Linked DNA regions of Homo sapiens: region 1 is linked to region 2. A link is a loop called in an ENCODE intact Hi-C map of the cell type or tissue named here. Cell type or tissue: PC-9. All regions are shown on one strand. Each heading gives the region's core, and the rest is flanking DNA. Links, peaks and the distances in the headings are about the cores only.

The links. Peaks named below come from ENCODE experiments on the same cell type or tissue, not always from the same donor. Only the 100,000 strongest peaks of a DNase experiment are listed, where the experiment ranks them.
Region 1: a loop joins it to region 2, with 2.7 times the contacts of the local background. A loop is called at or near these places in 3 of 110 quality-filtered maps.

What each region holds. Positions count from the first base shown.
Region 1 is chr14:103,386,008-103,401,844 of GRCh38, reverse strand. MARK3 (microtubule affinity regulating kinase 3) reads right to left here. Exons shown (of 18, transcript NM_001128918.3): 1 at 15,765-15,837. The coding sequence starts at 15,815. Among named protein-coding and RNA genes, the nearest start is that of MARK3, 8.5 kb to the right of the region's middle. RefSeq lists a silencer at 456-575 and enhancers at 1,296-2,095, 15,494-15,683, 15,624-15,837. In PC-9, for the core only: CTCF peaks have their summits at 7,396, 7,597, 10,461 and 10,663; DNase peaks (open chromatin) are centred at 6,422 and 10,644; H3K4me3 peaks cover 159 bases; H3K27ac peaks cover 4,558 bases.
Region 2 is chr14:103,100,243-103,108,242 of GRCh38, reverse strand. It overlaps EXOC3L4 (exocyst complex component 3 like 4), which reads right to left. Exons shown (of 12, transcript NM_001077594.2): 2 at 7,630-8,000; 3 at 5,471-6,125; 4 at 4,191-4,302; 5 at 3,854-3,976; 6 at 3,405-3,505; 7 at 3,171-3,251; 8 at 1,344-1,458; 9 at 700-819; 10 at 460-612. Among named protein-coding and RNA genes, the nearest start is that of EXOC3L4, 9.5 kb to the right of the region's middle. RefSeq lists a silencer at 2,901-3,060 and an enhancer at 2,935-3,685. In PC-9, for the core only: CTCF peaks have their summits at 2,158, 2,921 and 3,120 (motif pointing left); DNase peaks (open chromatin) are centred at 4,212, 4,492, 7,282, 7,662 and 2 weaker places; H3K4me3 peaks cover 2,427 bases; H3K27ac peaks cover 1,578 bases.

The DNA of each region.
Region 1 (15,837 bases), core at 3,688-11,687, 290 kb before region 2:
CTCATCAGAATTTCTTACTTCTCCTTACTGGGATCCTAGAGTACTTTGCTTGTATCTAACTCTATTATGCTACTTTTTTTTGTAGACAATACTATATCCATCATACTGGCTTTTTTACATCTGAGTTCCTGGAGGACTGCACTCCCTTCCCTTGAGGTTAGGCATAGACAGCCATGTGACTAAGCTGAACACATCCTGTGAGTGAAAATGAATGCCATTCCCATGCTGAAGCATTTAGTTGCCTGTGCTTAACTCTCCAGCCCTGTGTTTTGCTCTCCTGACCCTAAGCACTGCCCTAAAACGGACGGCCACAAGACCAAACTGGCCTGGACATGGAGATCAGTTTCCACGGAGCCAATGAGCCCTCAAGCAGACTTGGTGTGAGCAGAAGTTTTTTATTGTGTTAAATCATGAGGATGTTGGTGGTATGTATTACCACAGCATAACACAGCCTAACCTAAAACACGCTCATGCAAATCAACAATCATAATAGAAAGCAGAAAGAAACTTGTATTTCCTCATACAGCAGACTGAAAGATCTGATGCTTGTTAGGGTTAAACTCAATATATTTAATTCGATGTTTCTTGACGAAGTCCTTAAATTAAAAAATTTAAGAATTAACTTTTTAAAAGTTCCCTTAAAACAGAAGCAAATTAAATTGTCTTTTGCTTCCATTTGCCCTTCATTTTATTTTCCCAAGAATCCATCACCGACCCTAAGAAAAAGTTCCCTATTCCTATGCCACAGCACTCAGTACCAACATTAAACATTTAAACAAATAATTATGAGTTCTTGTACTGTTAATCAATTATTTCATACACGTATTTTTTTCTTCCTAAGGAGCCAATAAACAACCTGCATACACACACACACACACACACACACACACACACACACACAAAATGTTATATAATTCTTTGATAACTTTTTTTTTTTTTTTTTTTTGAGACAGGGTCTCGTTCTGTTGCCCAGGCTGGAGTACAGTAGTGTGATCGATCATACCTCACTGCAGCCTCGAACTCCTGGACTCAAGGGATCATCCCACCTCAGCCTCCTTAGTAGCTGGTACTACAGGTGCGTACACCACACATGGCTGATGTTTTAATTTTTTGTAGAGATAGGATCTCACTATGTTGCCCAGGCTGATCTCAAACTCTGGCCTCAAGCAATCCTCCTGTCTTATTCTCCCAAAGTGCTGATATTACAGGTGTAAGCCACCATACCTGGACTACTTTATAATATTTCATGGCAGACTATGCACATAATGGGTACTCAAAAGCTGCTGAGTTTAATTCTTATGGATTAAATGAGTCCTGATTCTTCTCCCTCCTGTGGAACTAAGCTGGTACCACTTCATCCACCATGAAAACTAGAATATGTAACTGCTACTGAAAAATGCTGAATACAGCCAAAGACATGAGATTTCCTTCTTCAAGAAGTTGAACACGTGTTTAGGGAGACCACATTGGCCAAATACTTGTTTTCCCAAACTTCTCTGCAGCTAGAGATAGCCATCTGGCTTAGTTCTGGCCAGTTCTCATTAGTTAAAGTCTACTAGGTGGCAATGTAGTAGGGGGTAGGGGTTGGTAATGCCTTTGTTTATCATAAAAGGGGAGGCCGGGCACTGTGGCTCACACCTGTAATCCCAGCACTTTGGGAGGCCAAGGCTAGCAGATCACCTGAGGTCAGGAGTTTGAGACCTGCCTGGCCAACATGGTGAAACCCCATCTCTACTAAAAGTACAAAAATTAGCCAGGCATGGTGGCACATGCCTGTAATCCCAGCTACTCAGAAGACTGAGGCATGAGAATCGCTTGAACAAGGGAGGCGACAGTTGCAGTGAGCTGAGATTCCGCCACTGCACTCCAGCCTGAGTGACAGAAACTTCATCTCAAAAAAAAAAAAGGAGGGTGGGGGGGTAAGGACAGAGTTGCCAGTACAGTTCCTTCCTCCTTCCTTGAATGCAACCATGTAGCTGTAACTGTAAAACATTATCCTGTAGCTACAGGGTCTCAAACATGACAGAAAAGACAAAACTACCTTAAAATACCACCAACTCCAATATTACTGAACTGCTGATCCAAAGCTAGACGCTGCATACCTCCAAATTCCTTTCTTTTTTTTTTTTTTCTTTTTTTTTTTTTGAGATGGAGTCTCACTCTGTTGCCCCAGGCTGGAGTGCAGTGGCGCCATCTCGATTCACTGCAAGCTCCGCCTCCCGGGTTCACGCCATTCTCTGGCCTCAGCCTCCCGAGTAGCTGGGACTACAGGTACCCGCCACCGTGCCCGGCTAATTTTTTTCGTATTTTTAGTAGAGACGAGGTTTCACCGTGGTCTCGATCTCCTGACCTCGTGATCCACCCGCCTTGGCCTCCCAAAGTGCTGGGATTACAGGTGTGAGCCACCGCACCCTACCCCAAATTTCTTTTTGGAGAAAAACAAACCCCCTATTTGTTTAGGGCACTGTGTTAGGTCTTTGTGACGTTCAGCCAAAGCACTACTGACATAGGGGCCATATCAACTCAAAGCAATAAGAAAAATGGGAATGTGCTCCATTTTGTTTTACATATTAGTTCTTAATTTTGCCCACATATAAAAGAAGCATGAATTGTAAATCACTGTATAATCAGAAGACAAATTAAAACATTTCTTAGACACATTTAAAAAATCTTTTAAAAAAATCCTTGCCGGCAGGAAGTCCGTAAAAAATTTTTTTAACATCAATATGGTTCCAGAATAGTTTTGCCCTTGTATCTACCAGGCAGAGAACCAACCTGAAATCTGAGAGGCCTACTTACGTACCTCCCACATGAGAAGAATCAGGTTTACAAGTTTAAAACAGCAACAACTTTACACTATGTTTCAAATCTTCCTGAACAGAACTTGATCCCTTCTGTAAAACAAAAGAAGTGTGCCCTTACATGCATTCTATTCCTTAAATCACAAGCCACTTACTTAACACATAGGTATGGTTTCCAAATGTTAAAAAACAAAAACAAAAACAAACTACAAAGCCAAGTTGTGACAATAAATGGCTGTCCTCCAAGTATTTTGTACTTTAGAAATATTCACAAAGTCACGTTTCACTTTTGAAAGCAGCTAGGCAATTATTTCATTCAACATAGAAAAAGGATTTGATAAGATTGAACAATTTATAATTTAAAAACTCTTGGCCAGGCATGGTGACTCATGCTTGTAATCCCAGCACCTTCAGAGGCTGAGGCAAGAGGCTTGCTTAAACCCGGAAGTTTGAGACCCGCCTGGGCAAACATAGCAAGACCCTGTCTCTACCAAAAAGCCCCCACAAAATTCCTATAGCAAACTAGGATTAGAATGGGATGTCTGTCCTTGATTTGATAAAAATCACCAACCCCCGCAAAAAACAAGAATGCACCCAAAGCCAAGGAATGTATAAAGAGATTCTAAAAATCAGAGAGAAATACAAGTTAAAACCACAATGTAGTATCACCTTAGGCCTGTTAGATAGGGAAAAGGCAGAAAGCTCTGAAATGTTGGCAGAGAAACGGGAATACAAAAACTGTGGTGCACTATTGATGGAAGCAGCCATCTAGAAGAACAATCTGACATTTCCTGTGACCCATCAAGTCCATTCCAAGCTATATATCCCAAAGAAACTCTTACATTGCTCCATAAGGGGACATGCATGAAGATGTTGAAGCATTTTTTTTGTGGTGACAGAGTTGGAGAAAATTAACATGTGCACCTCTGGCGAGCAGACTGGTAAAATGTGGTAGATGCATACATCTCACTGCTATTCAGCAGTTAGATGCAATATATTAAGCGCACAGATAAGACATATGTAATATTTACATAAAGTACCAAACATACCAAAATAAACTATGTAAGAACACATACACATACTAAACACATTAAAACAGTAACGTGGGGTGGAGGGTAAGAGTAATGACATATGGAGACTAACAGGAGTAGATAAAACAAGAAGATAGTCTCACATGGATCAAAGATAATGTGACTCTTCACAGCTGAATTTATGAGAAAGCATCTAAGAATATGAATAGGAAGGGGGAACTGTTATTGTCCCATAAATATAGTAAAATCTGTTTCACTTTTGAATAAAATAATTGTTACTGGTATAGTAGGTGAACTAATGTAATACGGTGAAAAATAATTTACTTGTCTAATCCTTAGAATAAAAAACTTGTAAGGCACAAGTTGTGGCTAAAAAAATCTTGATTCAGGCCAGGTGCGGTAGCTCACGCCTGTAATCCCAGCACTTTAGGAGGCTGAGGCAGGAGGATCACAAGGTCAGGAGTTCGAGACCAGCCTGGCCAATATGGTGAAACCCCATCTCTACTAAAAATAAAAAAATTAGCCAGGCATGGTGGCGGGTGCCTGTAGTCCCAGCTACTCAGAAGGCTGAGGCAGGAGAATCGTTTGAACCTGGGAGGCGGAGGTTGCGGTGAGCCGAGATCGCACCACTGCACTCCAGTCTGGGTGACAGAGTGAGACTTCATCTCAAAAAAAAAAAAAAAAAATGTTTATTCAGTAACTTTCGGCTAGTCAACTATATGGTAGGCATTAGCAGGGAATAAAAGAAACAGAAAAGTGTGGTGTCAAACCTTCAAGGCACTCATGATATACACGGGGTGCTAACGGGGGAATAGCAACTGAAACAAGGGGCAATTCCTGCCCCAAGAGAAAATCAGAGTGAATACTCTAATGCTGTCCAATAGGTGTATAATGTGACATACATATGTAATTTTCAATTTTCTAGTAGCTCCATTAAAAAATGTAAAAAGAAACATATTTAATACGTTAAATTAAATACCATTTTATTTAACTCAATATACCCCCCAATATTTCAATGCATAATATAAAAAGGCTTTATATCCTATTTTTGAAATACTGTCTTTGAACTGGTTTATCTTTTATACTTACAGAACACCTAAATTCAAACTAACCACGTTTCAAGTGCTTGGTAGCCCCACATGTGGCTAGTTGCTACTGTGCTGGATAATGCAGCTCTAGGCACCCAAAGGACATGATCACATTTGGGTGAGATGAAGGAAAAAAGGTACCCCAAGATGTGAAGGGATGGAGTCCTCAAAGGGCAAGTAGGAGAGTTCTTATGAGAGATGAAGGACATCTCAGGCCAGGCACCACCCAAGAAGAGGTAACAAAGCTTGGGTGAAAAGGGGAAACGCTACTCTACTACAACAACCCACCATTAGCCAAATTTACCGCCAATTTTTCAAGAAGCCTATCAATCTTAGTTTGTTATTTATAATAACAAGTACTAGCTAAATTTTAAAGACATGTATTGACATATGTAAACACCTAATCCAAGTCTGGTTATAAATCATGGCTGCATTTACTTCCCCTCCCTCTCCAAACTCCATTAATATGAAAGTAAAGGAAAAAAATATAAGGCATAAGGAAAAAAGCCACAAGACAAAGAAAATAAAAGTGGTAACAGATATACTTTCAGAAACTAAAAAAAGAAGGAAAATGACTTAACACATATAAGAAAGATTAATCCTAAGCCAGCTATGGAGATATTGGAAAATCCTGATTTGTATTATAGAACTCTCAAAAGGTTCAGGAACTGGTAGTACAAGTACCTCTAGAAGTGTGAGTGAAGTAAGCCTGAAACAAGAAGATCTATCAGTCTGTTAAATAACAGACCCCCGGGTCTCCTCTCCCACTCAGGCAAAAAACTGGAGGTTCTTTAGAAAGGGCAAAATGGAAAGTCTCTGGGCTTGGGGACACAGGGCACAACTGAGGGCAGGGACACTGAAAACAAGCAGAGAAAGCAGAAAGCCACAGATCTTTCCTTCTGCCCTCTCCCGACTCAGCTCCCTGGAACATGGGCATTCCGTGCTTGCCTAGGCCAAGTGATAAGACTAAATATATTGGTATCAAGAGCACCACAAAGAAATAACAGTGTGTCCCACTGTTGTATTCAAGATCCATCCAAATGCACAAAACTTCCAATCAGCCTTAAACAAACAGAAAAATAAGCAAGACTCAAAATAGCATTCTCTCTCTCCAAATCGGAGTGTCAGATGCTATATAAGACAGAAAACAAAATTCTGAGGAAAAAGGGCATTCAGTCTAGAATTCTATATGCAGCCAAAATATCAATCAAGTATGAGAACAGAATAAAGATGTTTGCAGATATGAAAGGATTTTAAAAATTTACCTCTGAGCAACTTTCTCAGAAAATCACTGGAGGAACTGCTGCAATGAAACCTGGGAGTGAACCAAGGGGAAGAAAATGGATCGAACAGGAAAGGCAAAGGGAATCCCTAGGATATGGGTGAAGGGAGATCTCAGGATGACAACTATGCAGCAGAACAGACAGACAGAACACAAGGCCAGCCTGACAGAGATGAAAGTGACTGAATGCCTGATGAATCTGGCCACAGAGGAAATTGAGAAAGTGAAGTCATAAAAATCTAAGTAAACAAACAAAAAAACCAAGACACAACTTGAATGATGTTATTCTCTTTTGATTTAAAAAAAAAAAAACCATGAGGCACAGCCGAGTGAATTTGTCCACAGTTAAATCTCAAGACTAGTTTCAAATTCCAGTCTATAACTCTAAATTCTAATTTCTCCTTTTATATGTTGTTCCTTCTTTTTTGCTCCATCTTATGAGGTCCATTCTACCTCTTCAGAATCTTTATCTCGATCAGTCTTAGACTCTCATTTTTGTCTTCCACTTTCAAGCCCAGACTCTTTCCATCACACATCCCTTCAGGAAAGTAGTGTAAGATTGTGGCCAGGCGCTGTGGCTCATGCCTATAATCCTAGCACTTTGGGAGGCCGAGGCAGGTGGATCACTTGAGGTCAGGAGTTCAAGACCAGCCTGGCCATGGTGAAACCCCGTTTCTACTAAAAATACAAAAATTAGCCAGGCGTGGTGGCGGGTGCCTGTAATCCCAGCTACTCGGGAGGCTGAGGCAGGACAATCACTTGAACCCAGGAGGCAGAGGTTGCAGTGAGCCAAGATCATGCCACTGCACTCCAGCCTGGGCAACAGAGCAAGACTCCATCACAAAAAAAGAAAAAAGACTAGAGTTATGTAAAATTCTATGAACAAAACCTGTGAATTCAACTTCTCTGATTTTATATTAAATTCTACCAATACAGATTTTTGTGTCAAATGTCCATACACAAACCCCACAATATTTAGGTCCAACAAAAAGCAAATGCCTGTCAACAAGAAATACAGAAAAAACACCTGCTTTGTTTGAGCTTCAACACTGAACTTCAAGGTCCCACATAACCCACAGAAACAATGTCTTATCTAGTGCACACAGAAGTACACAAGACCAACCATAGTTGAGCAGCTTGAGTGGCTAGAGTGTAGTGCTAGCGAACTCTCGGCTGAAGACAAAATTGGATGCCCCTCCCACCTCCAAAAAAAGGCCTTTTCTTTCAAAGCCAACTTCTGCCCTTCCAATTGTTCTGTACAAGCAGGTGCAGACGGGTGAGTACAAATTCCTTATTACTTTTGCAGACCAACTCCAAGCACAACCTTTAACTTCTTGTGTGAGACAGGACATTAAAGCTTCCCAGGTAAGAGATTTATTTTCTCCTTCATGTTTAATTTGAAATTTGAAAATGGATATGAGACAAATGAATTTTCTGCTTTAGTCCTCCCAGTGGTGATCAGAGGGTACTGCATTCCCTGACTCCTTTTTCTTTTTTAACCAAAGCCACAAGTCACGGAATATTCCCTGACTCTTACTAGGAATTTGTTCCAGCCCAGGAAAAAATTCCAGGCATAAAATTTGGCTATATCTTAGAATAATAAAATGCAGGCCGAGCGCAGTGGCTCAAGCCTGTAATCCCAGCACTTTGGGAGGCCAAGGCAGGCGGATAACCCAAGGTGAGGAGTTTGAGACCAGCCTGGCTAACATGGTGAAACCCCATCCCTACTAAAAATACAAAAAATTAGCTGGGCATGGTGGTGTGTGCCTGTAACCCCAGCTACTTAGGCTGGCAGGCGGAGGTTGCAGTGAGCCAAGGTCACGAGATTGCACTCCAGCCTGGCAACAAGAGTGAAACTCTGTCTCAAAAAAAAAAAAAAAGTAATAAAATGCAGAACAATCCTCTTTGCAATCAAATAGTTAATATTAATTTTTATTAGACTGTATAAGCCTCTATGTAATTACAATGTAAATCATGCACCATGTAAGTCTAAATAGTTATACAATGTATATATCATGAGCTACATAACTTAAATGACCAAAATTCTATTTACTGCAAATTTCAACCTTTACCTCATTTACATACATAAGATAAGGATGCTCAAATTGAAGTCTATAAGATCTTTCCCTGAAAACTGACTAAATATTTTCATGAATTCTTCAGAGATCAACTTTTTTTTTTCTTTCTTAAGATACATAGTTTCACCATGTTGTCCAGGTCGACTGGAACTCCTGGCCTCAAGTGATCCTCTGGCCTTAGCCTCCTGAGTAGCTGAAACTATAGGCCAACTTTTTTCTGATAAGGCCCAAACAGCTTGATTCAACAGGTTGTGCTTAGAAGTTGACAAGCTGATTAAGCCGGGGCACAGTGGCTCACGCCTGTAATTCCAGCACTTTGGGAGGCCGAGGAGGGAAGTGGGAGGATCATGAGGTCAGGAGTTCCAGATCAGCCTGCCAACATGGTGAAACCCAGTCTCTACCGAAAATACAAAAAAATCAGCTGGGCATGGTAACAGGCACCTGTAATCCCAGCTACTCGGGAGGCTGAGGCAGAATTGCTTGAAGCCAGGAGGCGGAGGTTGCAGTGAGCCAAGATCATGCCACTGCACTCCAGCCCGGGCAACAAGAGTGAAACTCTGTCTCAAAAAATAAAATAAAATTTAAAAATTAGCTGGGTGTGGTGGCGGCTGCCTGTAATCCTAGCTACCTGGGAGGCTGAGGCAGGAGAATCGCTTGAACCCGGGAGGCGGAGGTTGCAGCGAGCGAGATCGTGCCACTGCACTCCAGCCCAGGTAACAGTGTGAGACTCCGCCTCAGGAAATTTAAAAAAAAAAAAAGCTAATTAAATAAAACCATATTACATATTTTAAATGAGATACTCTACAAAGTATTGCTGGCTGGTATACAGTTAAGTGATCACCAAATGGCAACTATTGTTATTTTCCAGAACCACAATTTTTAATAAACAGTTTTTTTTAAACTCATGGAACCTGAAAACTCAATTAAATGGTCTGGAAATCTTCCTTTGATAGTCACAGTACAATCTAAAAGGAGTATAGTTTAGTTAGCAAGCCTTCACTGCACACTAAGGCAGTGATTTTTTTTTCTTAATAAATAAACATCAGAAATTCCTGCTATAGTGATTCTTAAGAGTGGTCCCCGGACCTGGAGCATCAACATCACCTGGCAACTTGTTAGAAATTCCAATTCTACGGGTAAAATCAAGGTCTAGGGGTAGGGCCCAGTGATCACGGTTCTAAAGCCCTTCAGGTGATTCTAATGTTTGCTTAAGTTTGAGAGTTACAGACTAGTTTCATAAAGCTCAGGCTGCTTTGTCCTGCAAGGAGCAGGAAATCCTAAAGAGCAGGAAAGCTATGTGTCCCAGGTATATGGCCTCTACAGCACCTAGCACAGTATCATACACACGGTAGGCATTCACACTTGCTGAATAGGTTAATTCAGTCTCACATAACCGATGACTGACTAGACAACAGCATCATCAGTTTCACAGAGGTCAGAAATTTGGGGGACTATTTGCATTAACTAATAATAAGTACATGATGCACACATATCAGTAACTGTTAAATAACTGGGAAAGCCCTGGGCCTCTGGTACTTTGGCCAATAACATTACCAGGCTTACGAAGTGTCATATCCTTTGAAATTCAGGTGAAAAATATGTTTCTCATTTTGCCAGTATAGAAAAAGGATGTATCCGTGGCTCCATATAACTATAGAACATAAACTGAAATGCAAACTGTTTGGTTGCCTTTAAAAAGCATATTTTGACCAGGTACAGTGGCTCACGCCTGTAATCCCAGCACTTTGGGAGGCCAAGGCGGGCGGATCACCTGAGGTCAGGAGTTTGAGAACAGCCTGGCCAACATGGCGAAACCCCATCTCTACTAAAAAAAAAAAAAAAAAAAAAAAAAAAATAGCCAGGCATGGTGGCGGGAGCCTGTAATCCCAGCTACTCGGGAGGCTGCGCACGACAATCGCTTGAACCCGGGCGGCAGAGGTTGGCAGTGAGCCGAGATTGCACCACTGCACTCCAACCTGGGCGACAGAGCAAGACTCCATCTCAATTAAAAAAAAAAAAAAAGCATATTTGACATATCAGCCAACTATAATGTATGAATTCAAGCTGGATTCTAATTTGAACAGTTTAAAAATTAGAAATGTGAGAAAATTTAAATACTGCATATTTGATATTAAGAAAATATGATAAAAGTATTGCTTTTTTCTTAAAACAGGCTTTATCTCTTCTAAAAGCTTTAGAGAGGAAATGATACTGCATTTGCTTCTTCATTTATAAATGAAATAAGATTGGCCACTGAGCTGCGCTGTTGAGTACATGGGGGGCTAAGTACATACCAGGGTTTCTCAACGCTGGCACTACTGACATTTTAGGCCGGGTAATTCTTTGCTGTGGAAGGCTGTCCTACGTACTGTAAAATGTTTAGTAGCATTCCTGGTCAGCCAAACCTTTCTCCAGCTGTGATAACCAAAGATGTCTTTAGACATTGTCAAATGTCCACTAGAGGGCAAAATCACCCTGTGGCTGAGAAGCATTGATAAATAACATTCTATTTTTTTAAATTTTCCTATAATAAAATATTTTAAAAAATAGTTTTGACTGAGTGTGGTGGCTCACACCTGTAATTCCAGTGCTTTGGGAGGCTGGGACAGGAGGCCTGCTTGAGCCCAGGAGTTAGAGACCACCTTGGGCAATACAGGGAGATCTCATCTCTACGAAAAAATTAAAAATTAGCCATGCATGTGGTGGGGCACGCCTGTAGTCCCAGCTACTCAGGAGGCTGAGTCGGAAGGATTGCTTGAGCCCAAGAGGTCAAGGTTACAGCAAGCTGTGATTGCTCCACTGCACTCCAGCCTGGGTGACAGAGCGAGATACTGTCTCAAAATCAAAATAAAATCTACAGCAAGCTTGTCCAACCCACAGCCCTAGGGCTGCATGCAGCCCACCACAGCTTTGAAAGTGACCCAACACAAATTCATAAACTTTGTTAAAACACTGTGAGATTTTTTTTGCAGTTTTTTTAAAGCTTATCAGCTATTGTTAGTGTTAGTGTATTTTATCTGTGGCCCAAGACAATTCTTCCAATGTGGCCCGGGGAAGCCAAAAGATTGGACACCCCTGATCTACAAGCTTAAAAAAAAGTTTTAGAAATACTCTATGTACAGGTACAACTACATCTCCTTGTGGAGCCTAAGCTAGAGATCTGGGGCCCAGTAGAGGCTTTGCTACTAAATAGTTAGTGGTCTTCTGTCATTACTAGCAGCCTTTGTCACCTCTCTGAGTCTCAGCAACCTCACTGGATCAGATTGAGTAGTTCTTTTGAGCTATAACACGATGCAGCAACAGTGAACTTTTTTTTTGAGATGGAGTCTCACTCTGTCGCCCAGGCTGGAGTGCAGTGGCGCCATCTTGGCTCACTGCAAGCTCCGCCTCCCGGGATCACGCCATTCTCCTGCCTCAGCCTCCCGAGTAGCTGGGACTACAGGCACCTGCCACCACGCCCGGCTAATTTTTTATATTTTTGGTAGACACAGGGTTTCACCGTGTTAGCCAGGATGGTCTCGATCTCCTGACCTCGTGATCTGCCCGCCTCGGCCTCCCAGAGTGCTGGGATTACAGGTGTGAGCCACCGCGCCCGGCCTTTTTTTTTTTTTTTTTTTTTTTGAGACGGAGTATCCCTCTGTCGCCCAGGCTGGAGGGCAATGGCTTGATCTCAGCTCACTGCACTCTCCGTCTCCAGGGTTCAAGCGATTCTCCAGCCTCAGCCTCCCAAGTAGCTGGGATTACAGGTGCCCGCCACCGCACCCGGCTAATTTTTGTATTTTTAGTAGAGACAGGGTTTTGCCATCTTGGTCAGGCTGGTCTCGAACTCCTGACCTCAGGTGATCCACCTGCCCCGGCCTCCCAAAGTGCTGGGATTACAGGCGTGAGCCACTGCACCTGGCCAACAGTAAACTTTTATATACCCATTCACTAAGGGTGGACATTAATATTTGGAAATCAAACAAACAAAAACAAATTAGTGTACAAGGATGAAGATAATGTTGCAAGTTGTCTGCTTTTTTTTTTTTTTTTTTTTGGAGACAGAGTCTTACTCTGTCACTCAGGCTGCAGTGCAGTGGCATGATATCGGCTCACTGCAACCTTCACCTCTTGTGTTCAAGTGATTCTCCCACGTCAGCCTCCTGAGTAGCTGGAATTACAGGCATGCACCACCGCACCTGGCTAATTTTTTTTTTTTTTTGAGATGGAGTCTGGCTCTGTCGCCCAGGCTGGAATGTGGTGGCCCAATCTCGGCTCACTGCAAGCTCTGCCTCCCAGGTTCATGCCATTCTCCTGCCTCAGCCTCCCGAGTAGCTAGGACTACAGGTGCCTGCCACCACGCCCGGCTAATTTTTCGTATTTTTAGTAGAGACAGGGTTTCACCATGTTAGCCAGGATGGTCTCGATCTCCTGACCTCGTGATCCGCCAGCCTCAGCCTCTCAAAGTGCTGGGATTACAGGTATGAGCCACCACACCCGGCCTGCCTTTTCTTAGTCTTGATCTAATAAGCGACATTCTTATCACAGTTATATACAATTACTTAAAATTTAAATAAGATTCCTGGGGTAAGCACAATAAAAAGTATTTTTACAGAATACTAAAAGAAAACTGTTCTAGTCACAATAGCCAAAAATGTCCATCACTGGTGAGTGGATTAAAAAAAATTGTGGCACATCCAAACAAGGAAATACTTACTCAGCAATAAAAAGGAATGAACTACTGATACTGATACACATTCAAATAAATCTCAAAAGCACTACTCTAAGTGAAAGAAGACACAAAAGATTATTTACACTGTGACTCCATTTACATAGCATCCTAGAAAAGGCAAAACTACAGGGACAGAAAGCAGATCAGTGGTTACCCAGGGGCTAAGAAAGGGAGAGGGCACTGACTATACAGGGCCATAAGGGACCTTTCTGGCAATGGAAGTGTTCTACATCTTGATTGTGATAGCGGTTACATAACTATACGCTTGTCAAAATTCACCAAACTGTATACTTAAAACAGATGAACATTACATCTCAACAAACCTAACTTTAAGAAAAAAGGTTCTCAACAGAATGAGAGCTCCCATTCATTCTTGTACATTCACCACTCAATTGGCAGGAAGTCTAATACTTAGCAGTGCAGTAATGTAGGTAATTAATATGGACTATACCTGAGTTATAACACTGACACAAGGGCTCCACACTGTGAAAGCTACACAGCTCCTTCCAGAACATGCCAATGCAAGAGTTAAAAATGTAACAGGGCATGGTAAATTAATGCAACGATGTGTGATAAACTTGATTTTTAAAAAAAGTCAAAAATTCATTTTAAATACACTACATGGCTGGGCGTGGTGGCTCACGCCTGTAATCCCAGCACTTTGGGAGGCTGACGCGGGAGGATCACCTGAAGTCGGGAGTTTGAGACCAGCACGACCAACATGGAGAAACCCCGTCTCTACTAAAAATACAAAATTAGCCGGGAGTGGTGGCACATGCCTGTAATCCTGGCTACTCAGGAGGCTGAGGCAGGAGAATCACTTGAACCCGGGAGGCGGAGGTTGCAGTGAGCCGAGATCATGCCACGGCACTCCAGCCTGGGAGACAGAGCCAGACTCCATCTCAAAAAAGAAAGAAAGAAAAAAGACCCATTTGAAATCCTTCATTATCACAAATCTGCTATGACTGTTTTTGGCTTCAGTTTAGAAAGCATGGAGCTCCTACTCTGGTTCAATGTAAGGTTTTGCTTCTCTGAGTGAAGATCAATGATCAAAACTAATCAGTTGGGCACACTGGCTCATGCCTGTAATCTCAGCACTTTGGGGAGCCGAGGCGGGTGGATCACATGAGGCCAGGAGTTCTAGACCAGCCTGGCCAACATGGTGAAACCCTGTCTCTACTAAAAATACAAAAATTAGCCGGGCGTGGTGGTGCACGCCAGTAATCCCAGCTACTCGGGAGGCTGAGGCATGATAATCACTTCAGCCTGGGAGGTGGAGGCTGCAGTGAGCCAAGATCGCACCACTGCACTCCAGCCTGGGAGACAGTCTCGGTCTGTCTCAAAAAATAAATAAGTAAATAAATAAATAAATAAACAAATAAATAAGGTTTCTTTAAAAGGACTATAAGGAAATTAGTTCCCTGACTCACCTAGTCTAAGAGTTTCTATTACTCACTCTTTATATAATTTTCTAATCTATCTCAGGTGGAGAAAGGTACATCACTGTTCTACTTACTCAGGGCCACAGAGCATTAAATATTGTATACTAATATGCTACAGGGATGCTTTAGGCTATGGTTTACGTTTACGGATTAAATTATCAAACAGCTATCCAGCAAACAAGCGGCATTTTTGAAGATCAAAATGAAAGCATTAACTCCACTAGGCCACAACATCTCAGGACATTACTGAAAGCATGAAAACACTCAAAGCAAGGAAGCATTCCCTAAGAGAAGACATTTCGTGCCAGCAATTACCTCATAACACTTTTAATGAAAGGCCAGTGAAGTTTCTTTACAAATTATTTACTAGATGTTTTACAGAATATAGTCAACAACTAGATTGAAACACTTTTGAACCCAGTGTTAGAGGAGAACAGAGTTAGAAAACGAACAGAGTCAAACGTTTCTTCAATGGAATTTCTACTACAAGTTCTCATTCTCTAGCAATGCTGTTCCTGGCATTTTGTAGTTTCACATGAACAAAATCAAAGGTTCCTTTTATAAAACCATAGCCTGTGAGCGCTGAAAGGGACCTAAGAGCTCATCTAAGCCAATCTCTTTTTAGGAAGGAGGACAGCGAAGCCCCCAGCGGGTGTCCCTCAGCTAGGCAGTGAGTGGCAGAGCAGAGCTTCACTATACATCTGCTTTTCAAAATGTTTAACCAACTCCTTCAAAAAAGATTTGTATGGAAAGGAAACTGCCTTAATAAAGGCTGCGCGCTAGTGTTTTGGAATTCCTAAGGGGACCGCAAAGATCCCTCAGTGGACACTTAGTGACTGTGATTAAATTTAGTTCCAGACCATCTTAAAGAACGAGACCGCCCACTTGACCCAATCGATTACTCTTAATCAGCACCGGTAACATATGTTATTAATGTGACAGTCTCTCAAGAACTGCCTGACCAAGTTAAAAGCAGAGTTCGGCTAAAATAAGCACTGACCACTGCAGTGATCTGACACACACGTTTGCACAATCCATTGCGCGGCAACCTGGCCTCTCAAAGCACCGATCCGTAACGCTGCAACTCCTGGGCTTTATTAACCGACTAGACTGCCGGCATAATCGATGTACTTCGCAGACCCGCCCGCGAACAGCGGGACACGGCAGACTTCTGGAGGAAACGGTCCGACCTGGCTGCCTCCTGGGTGACTACGGCCTGCCCTCTATTTCCAGAGCGTTCGGCTGGGGGGAACACCCGACTGCAAGGCACTGCCCGAGGAGCACGAATGCCACCCCGAAGGTCCGCCAACTACAACGCCCAGGTTACTTACGTTTTCAGTGTCTCGTTCATTCACCGTTGGCAATGGGGTCCTAGTGGACATTTTACTGCACTTTAATTCTGCA
Region 2 (8,000 bases), core at 1-8,000:
ACAGAACGGGAGCGTGCCTGGGCACCGAGGGCTCATGGGCTGGCTACACAGCCTTCATCTCCCCTCCGATCCCATCCTGCTTGGACAGGAAAACCGAGGCCAGCCTGAAAGCACTGCTAGGGGGCAGACGAGGGGTGTGCAGGGGCGCTGGTGCCTCCACTCTGAGGGCTCTGGCCTGAGGTGGGGGACACCTCCCAAAGGCCCTGACCGTGAGATGGGGCTGTGACCCTCGCCCCTTCCCCGCACCCCTGCAAACTGTATGCAAATGTATGCAAAGTGCCGCCCTCCCACCTGGTTCCCTCCACCCCCCAGCCCCACAGGCGCCCCAGTCCCTGTTCCACCTGATCCAGAGTGGGGAGAACCACTCCTGCCAAAAGCCCTCCCGGCGCTAAGGCCCTAGTCACTGCCACCACTCCCCACACAGAGGCGAGCACCGAAGGGCAGTCATGCCGCCCCTACCAGGCCCTGGAAGGTGTCGCTGATGGCCTGGGCATCCAGGCTCATCTTCTGGGAGCCATGCATGCGCTCCATGCCCCGGAACCGCTCCCGTGGCCTCAGCGCCCGCGCCAGGTACTCGCGGACCACGAACCGGTGCACCTCCTGCAGAGTCTCCTGGGCGGCCCAGGGTCAGGGTCAGGGTCAGGGTCAACAGCCCCAATCCTGGGCACAGCCCTGCCAGGGCCCTCCCCCTTGTGGTACCTGTGCCCGCGGCCGGGCCACACGCTGGAGATGACCGGCGAAGGTCACCACCTTGTCCATGAGGGGATGCAGCCAGTCCTGCGTCAGCCAGTCCCTGGTGCACACAACCCTGAAGAGCGGCTGGGGACAGAGGGGCTGGGAGTCTGCAAATGTGCACTACGCCCGCAACGTAACCCCTCCCTCGAAGCCCAGTGTGCCACTCCTGACCCCTTCCCTCCTGGGTTTGGGGTGCCATTCCCTCTCCTAGCCACAGGTTATGTCACGAGCCCTTTCCCAGAATGCCTCTCCCAGGCCCCAAGCTCTAGGGGCAGGGTTTGAGTCTGTGCAGTCAGATCTGCTCAGGGCATGCCCTGGAGAAGCCTTGAGGGACTGGGTGAGGACCCTGGGCCTGGATCCGTGGACCCACCATCCCAGGCTTCGGGGGTGACCACTAAGAGCTGGAGACTGAAGTGAGAAGGCAGGCGTCTCCCAGCCGCCCCTGCTCAGCTGGGACCTCACCTGGGTCCCCTGCCCACTACCCTACACACACACCCATGAGCTCACCCTGGAATAAATGAATGCTGTGACCTGGGCCCCCAGGCTCTAGGAAATAGGGGGTGCCTGCTGGGCATGGGAAGTAGGGAGAGAGGGCCTATCACAGTCACCTGCAACTCACGCTGCAAGCCCTGAAGCAAGTGCTTCTGGAAGCTGCAGGTGGCCGTCACCAGGGGCTTCTCCAGCTCCTCTTGGGTTCCTGGGAACCTGGAGAGAAGACTGGTCCTGGGGAGGGGCCAGGACCAGCGATGAGGTGGGCAAGGGAGACCAGGCTGGGGAATAGAGCCGGGCACACAGCTCCACTCACTTAGACTACAATGTGAAGGGCAGCCCGTGGGGCTCCCCATTGTAGCTGTCTGCGAGCAGAGTCAAGTGGGGGACAGCACAGAAGCCCAGGGAGCCAGTCACAAAGGGGTGGGTCAGGGGTGGCTGACCCGTTCCCCTCTGGCAGCTCTGGGACAGACCTTCCATCCCTCTTGGTGATAAACAGTGCGGCATAGCCATGCCTGGAACATACCCTACCCTGAGCCTTATAACTGCCCCCTGAAGGTGACCATGTCCCTATTTCACTGTTGAGGAAACTGAGGGCCAGGCTATACGCAGTCCCCGCAGCCAGGGACACAGTAGAGCAGGCTGGAGTTCCATCAAGGGTTTGGCCAGAGGCTGCCTACCAAGGGGCAGAGAACGCTCCCTGGAGCTGAAACCCCAGGGTCCCAGCACCAAGGACAAGCCTGGCACAGATTAAGGACGAGAGTGTTGGAGAAGCAGTGCCTGATGGTCATGCTTTGGATTTAGGCAGGCCTAGTTCAAGTCCCAGCTCCACCACTTCCTGGCTACGTGGCCACGGGCAAGTGGCACCTCCTTTCCAGGCCTGTGCTCTGCACCTGTGCGTGGGTATACTGCGCTTGGGATGAGACGTGTCAGGCAGGGAAGGCACCCACAAAGTGCCTGGCACTGAGAAGTGCTCACAAAGAGCCAATGGGAACTGAGTCCCCTGAGGCACAGAGGTCCCACACCACCCCAGGGAGCAGGTGCTCTGATCCTATTTGACAGGTGGCAAAAGAGCCACAGAGGGGAGGTGGCTTGTCCCGGAGCACACAGCCAGCAGGTGGCACAGCTGTTCTTTGAAGTCAGACAAATGAGAAGTACTTCGGGACACTAAAATTTACACACTTTTAAAAAAGGATAAACCCAGATGGGGAGGCTCAGTCTGTGCCTCTGGCGCTGCCGCATCTGCTGAGGCCTGGCCTGGAGCTGAGGGCACGGAAGGCCAACAGCTACTGCCAGCCCACAGGGAGGGCGTCTGCCTTCTGGGGACACAGAGACCCAGACCTCACCCCAGCAAAGCCCAGGGTGCAGGCTGAGGGAGGCTTCCCAGAGAAGGAGGTGTCCCAAGATGGAAGAAATGCTGCCTGGGATGAAGGGAGGGAAAAATGGAGCCCAGGGCAGCAGGCAGGGAGCTGGAACCCCTCGGCCTCTGCTCAGCCTTGAAGAGCCATCCACACTCCCCCAGGGCCCCTGCTCGGATGGACACACACACACAAGACACACGCATCTAGGCTCTGACACACACACACCACTCAGCTCCACCCCTACACGCACATGCATAAACACCTCTTAGCTCCAACACACACACACACACACACACACAGCCCTCAGCTCTGCCAAACACGCACACACACAGCCTCAGCTCTCCACGCATGCACACACAGGCACACACCCTCAGCTCCATCACACACGCACACACACCCCCCAACTCTGCTACACACACACGCACACACACCCCTCAGATCCACCAACACACAGACACAAACACACACACACACTCCTCACCTCTGCCCCCTCCACGCGCGCGCACTCCCCTCCATCCAGGTTCCCGGCGCTCGCGCGCCCCCTGCTGGCCACGCTGCGCCCGCACAGGAGCGGGCGAGCCCTACCTGAGCTCCTCGCAGGCGTTGATGTAGGCGCCCAGGTGCGGCTCGCTCACCGCCTCCGACGCCAGAAAAGCCTTTTCAAACCTGGGGCGGGATACACAGAGCCTTTGGGGACCCTCCCTAGCTGCGCGATGACCCTGGGTCCACCCTCCCAATCAGGTCCCTACGCAGACTCCTCCCTCCCACCTGCAGAGCGCACCCGGCCAGGTCGCTCCCCTACTGAGGATGCGTCCGCACCTGGGCACGAAGAGGCCGAGCGCCCGCGTGCAGATTCGCAGGGTGGTGGCCTCCAGCTCCGCGGAGATGGCGCCGGCCGCCTTCACGTGCTCGGCCACGAGCTGCGAGCGAAGCCCCGCACTGAGCGTGCCTCCCAGCCCCCGACCTGAGGCCGCGGGTCCCCTGGTAGCCCCCGCTGCGCCTCCAGCCCGCCCCGCTGTGCCTGTCAGTCTTGGCCCCTCCAGCTTTCAGCCGCCCAACTGGAGAGTCAACTCCCGCAAACTCCCATCCAGCAGCCTCCCTGCCCGTCGGCGCGCCGGGGGTCCCCGATTTCCCCCCGCGTGGGGCCTCAGGCTCCCATCTAACGGAAGGGTTGGTTGGGACTGGATAGGAATTCGTTCTGGAAATCGCCACCGTGTGCGTGAGGCTTGAACAGACGCCCCTTCTCAGCCCCTGCTCCCGGGCCGCACCATATGGACGTCCATGGACAGCGGCGCCTGGTAGAGGCCCTGCAGCACCTCGGGGACCTCGGCGGCCGCCCAGTGACTCTGCTCCAGCTGCAAGATGCTGTCGAAGCAGCTTGCGATCTTGGCCTGGGGGGAGAAGGGATGGGCCGTGGTGAGACCCTCCCAGACCCCGTCCCGCGCCGTCCGGGATGAGGGCCGCCCTGTCGGGTCACAAGCCCGCGCCGGGGGCCACAGGGTGAACCAGAGCCAGCTCTGGCCGCCGATAGCCTGGGCGCCGCACATCCCCCCAGGGCCCGCCCCCTCCAGCCTGGCCCGCCCAGCCTGACCCGCCCGGCCTGACCTCCAGGAAGCTGGTGTAGTCGCTCTCCAGTCGGGCCCACACGTCCGGCGCCAGGAGCGGAGGCAGCGGCTCGGCGGGCAGCGCCAGCCCCGGGGCGCCCAGGAAGTCAGGACTGGAAGACAGGGCAGGGGGCTGGGGGCGGGAGCGGCTCTGATGCGGCAGCCGCTGCCCCTCTTCTGGCCAGGCTCAAAGTCTAACGCCAATCCCGAACCTGGGCATCTGTACACACACACACACACACACACACACACACACGCGCGCGCGCCTCTAGGCTGCCATGCCACACCCCCTCCCGGGAAGCCTCTGACAGCTGGGTTCCTGCCTTCCTGCAGAACGCTGAAGGACGGCTACCCAGATGGCACTCCGCCCTCTCCTCAAACACAGCTCAGGAATCGGCCACCCTCCAACCCGCAGCACGGAGGCCCACAGCAGGGCGGACACGGGTCTGACCCCACACAATTTAAGGAGCAATTTAAGGAGTGCGGGACTTCAGGCAACCTCCCCCACCTCCGTGGGCGCTCCTGCCGGTGGGGCTGGGAACCGCTCCGCGGGGAAGGCAATCCATCCTCATCCCAGGCAGAGAGCGGGAGGTGGCCGCTCCCCGCAGGCTGTACCCTGAACCCAGATGCCCGTCTGGCCTAACGGGGTGCCCTTTTCTTTTTTCTTTTCTTTCTTTCTTTCTTTTTTTTTTTTTTTTTGAGACAGAGTCTTGCTCTGTCGCCCATGCTGGAGTGCAATAGCGCGACCTCGGCTCACTGCAACCTCCGCCTCCCGGGTTCAAGCGATTCTCCTACCTCAGCCTCCGGAATAGCTGAGATTACAGGTGCGTGCCACCATGCCCGGCTAATTTTTGTAGAGACGGGGTTTCACCGTGTTGGCCAGGCTGATTTCGAACTCCTGACCTCAGGTGATCGGCCGCCTCAGCCTCCCAAAATGCTGGGATTACAGGCGTGAGCCATGGCGCCTGGCCAAGATGTGCCCTTTTCTGATGCGCCCAAAGGCACCTGGTGGAACCAGCACAGGCCCTGCTCCCATGGGAACCTCCCCGCGGAAACTTTTCAAATTCTGGAACTGTGTATGGGTGACCCCTAGAAAACCTGGGGCGGGAGCGCCCCACGGCCTAACCCGCCGAGGAAAGCATGTCGAAGCCCTCGGCTCTCAGCCCTCTCCCAGGGAGGGAACAGAGAAGAAAGGTCCGGTGCTCCTCAAAGCCGGCTCCCCAAGGCCTGCGGAGGAAGCGGCAGCTGTCCTCGCCACTGGGCGCCCTGGCCGAGACTCACCTGCCGTAGACGTTGGCGGCCCAGTCCAGCAGGATATAGAGCTGCTCGCAGCCGCGGGCGTCGCGCGCGAGCTCCTGGAGGCGCTGGGCCACGGCGCTGTGGAAGGCACGCAGATAGACCTCCCACGCTGGGAAGCCGGCCGCCGCATACGCGGGCTGCACCTCCTGCCGCACCTTCTGCAGGTCGCGGCGAACCAAGCCACCCAGCTCGGCCAGAAGCTGGGCCAAACCCGACGCGCCCTCCGCCTCCCCGAAGGCCCACCCCGCGCCCGGCCGCCGCACGCGCTCCTGAGCGCTTCGCCGCACCGCCTCCTCCCAGTGCTGGCGCCAGCGGCGCGGCGTGCGCAGGAAGTCGCCGTCGTCGGGGGGAGAAGGGTGGGCTTCCTCCTCCGCGCTCACCACGCGGGCCAGCTCGGCCAGCGCGGCCGCGTCCACACCGTCGCTGTCCAGCGTCTCGCGCACGATGGCGCCGATCTCGGCTGCCAGCCCGTCGTAAAGCAGGCACACGTCCATAGCGCGCCGCGCGAAGGCCGTAGGGTCCTGCTCAAAGGTGCGCGAGGCCTTCTCGGCCACCAGCAGCGTCTCCAGGCGCAGAAGCTGTTCGAAGGCCGCCAGCAGTTGCCGTTCAGTAATGAGGTCGGCCACGGATTTGCCTTCTGCACAGGCGGGCGAGAAGGGCGGTGAGAGGGACCGCCCCAAGACCCGAACCTGGACGAAGACCTGCAGGCCACGGCTCAATCCATCGGGGCTGGATTGTCTGTCCTCTGCCAGATGCCCCAGCACAGCTGAAGGCCTGCTCCAGGAACAACAGGCCCCAGCTGCCAGGAGCCCTCCCTTAGAGTCACCTTTGAAGAGGCAGAACCTGGGGCCCCAAGCCTGGCTGAACAGAGCAATTTGGGTCAACCCCTACCTTCCGCCTGGATCCCACACCCACCTTCCACTCCCGGCTGAGCCGGACCTGATAGCCTCATGCTCAGCCCTGATTGCAGGTCTAATAGGGTCGGAGCTCAGGCAGGGCGTGTCCTGCCCGTGTCCAGCTTTACATTCCTGCTGCTCCCCACTCTCCGCCAGCCTCCACCCGACAAGAGCTCTCCACCTCCATGTCCCCCTCTTCCCACCCCAGTGTATCCTCCTCTGGGCAATCCCCCTGACCTCCCCTCCTGGTACCTCTGCGAGCCTTGCACCCTCTGCAACCCTGTGATCAGCTGTGTGCATGGCCCTAGTTTGACCAGGAGCCAGGCTGTGAAAGGCCATGGAGAGGTGGGGATCTAGGGCCATGCATATCTGGGTTCAGGTCCCATTCTCCACGCTGTGAGACTTGAGGCAAGTCACTCCACCTCTCTGAGCCTCACTTTTCTTATCTGCCCAATGGGGGGGCTCCCATTGCAGAGATGCTGCAAGAATTTAAAGTGCAATTGTCCAGCTGGGCATGGTGGCTCACGCCTGTAATCCCAGCACTTCAGGAAGCCAAGGCAGGAGGATTGGGTGAGCTCAGGAGTTTGAGACCAGCCTGGGCAACATAGCAAGACCATATCTCTACAAAAAAATAAAAACAAATTTAAAAAATTAGGCCAGGCACAGTGGTTCACGCCTGTAATCCCAGCACTTTGGGAGGCTGAGGGGGCGGATCGCGAGGTCAGGAGCTCAAGACCAGGCTGGCCAATATGGTGAAACCCCGTCTTACTAAAAATGCAAAAAAAAAAATTAACCAGGTGTGTTGGCACGCACCTGTAGTCCTAGTGACTTGGGGGCCTGAGGCAGAAGAATCACTTGAACCTGGGAGGTGGAGGTTGCAGTGAGCCAAGATTGCGTCACTGCACTCCAGCCTGGGTGATAGAGTGAGAGTCAGTGTCAAAAAAAAAAAAAAAAAATTAGCCGGGTGCAGTGGCTTACACCTGTAGTCCCAGCTACTCAGAAAGTTGAGGTGGGAGGATCGCTTGAGCCCAGGAGGCCAAGGTCGCAGTGAGCTGTGATTGCACCACTGCATGCCAGCCTGGGTGACAGAGTGGAGACCCTGTCTCAAATAAATAAAGAATTGCACATGTTCGGGGGCAGGGTTTGGGGAGCTAGGGAGGACAGCCTTTCCGGAAACCTCAGCTGAGCTGCCCTGACCTCTGGCCCGTTTCCTTTCATGCTTCGTGTTGTTTCTGAGGCCCTTACCTGCCTCGGGTTTCAGTTCCTCAGACGCTGCCCCAGTGGATGCCTGCTGGCTGACACCATTCATGACCCCCGAGGGCACCTCAGGAGTGGCCTGGGAATGGCCGGTAGCTGGGCCGTCATTCAGGGCTTGCCGGAAGGACCGGAACAGGGAGCAGGAGCTTCGCCGGAACAGGCCCGTATCTTCCTTGGAGACCTGGGTCAAAGCCCGCTGGCTGGCCCGGGAGAAGGCCTGCCTCAGGGAGCCCAGGCCCAGCCTTGTGCCATCCTTGCGGTGGGCATTGGGCTCTTTCCTGCTGCTTGTTCGCCGGGAGCCCTGAGCTGGAGTCTGTGGCTCCTCAGCCTCCTTGGGACTCTGCAGCTCCGGCCCAGGA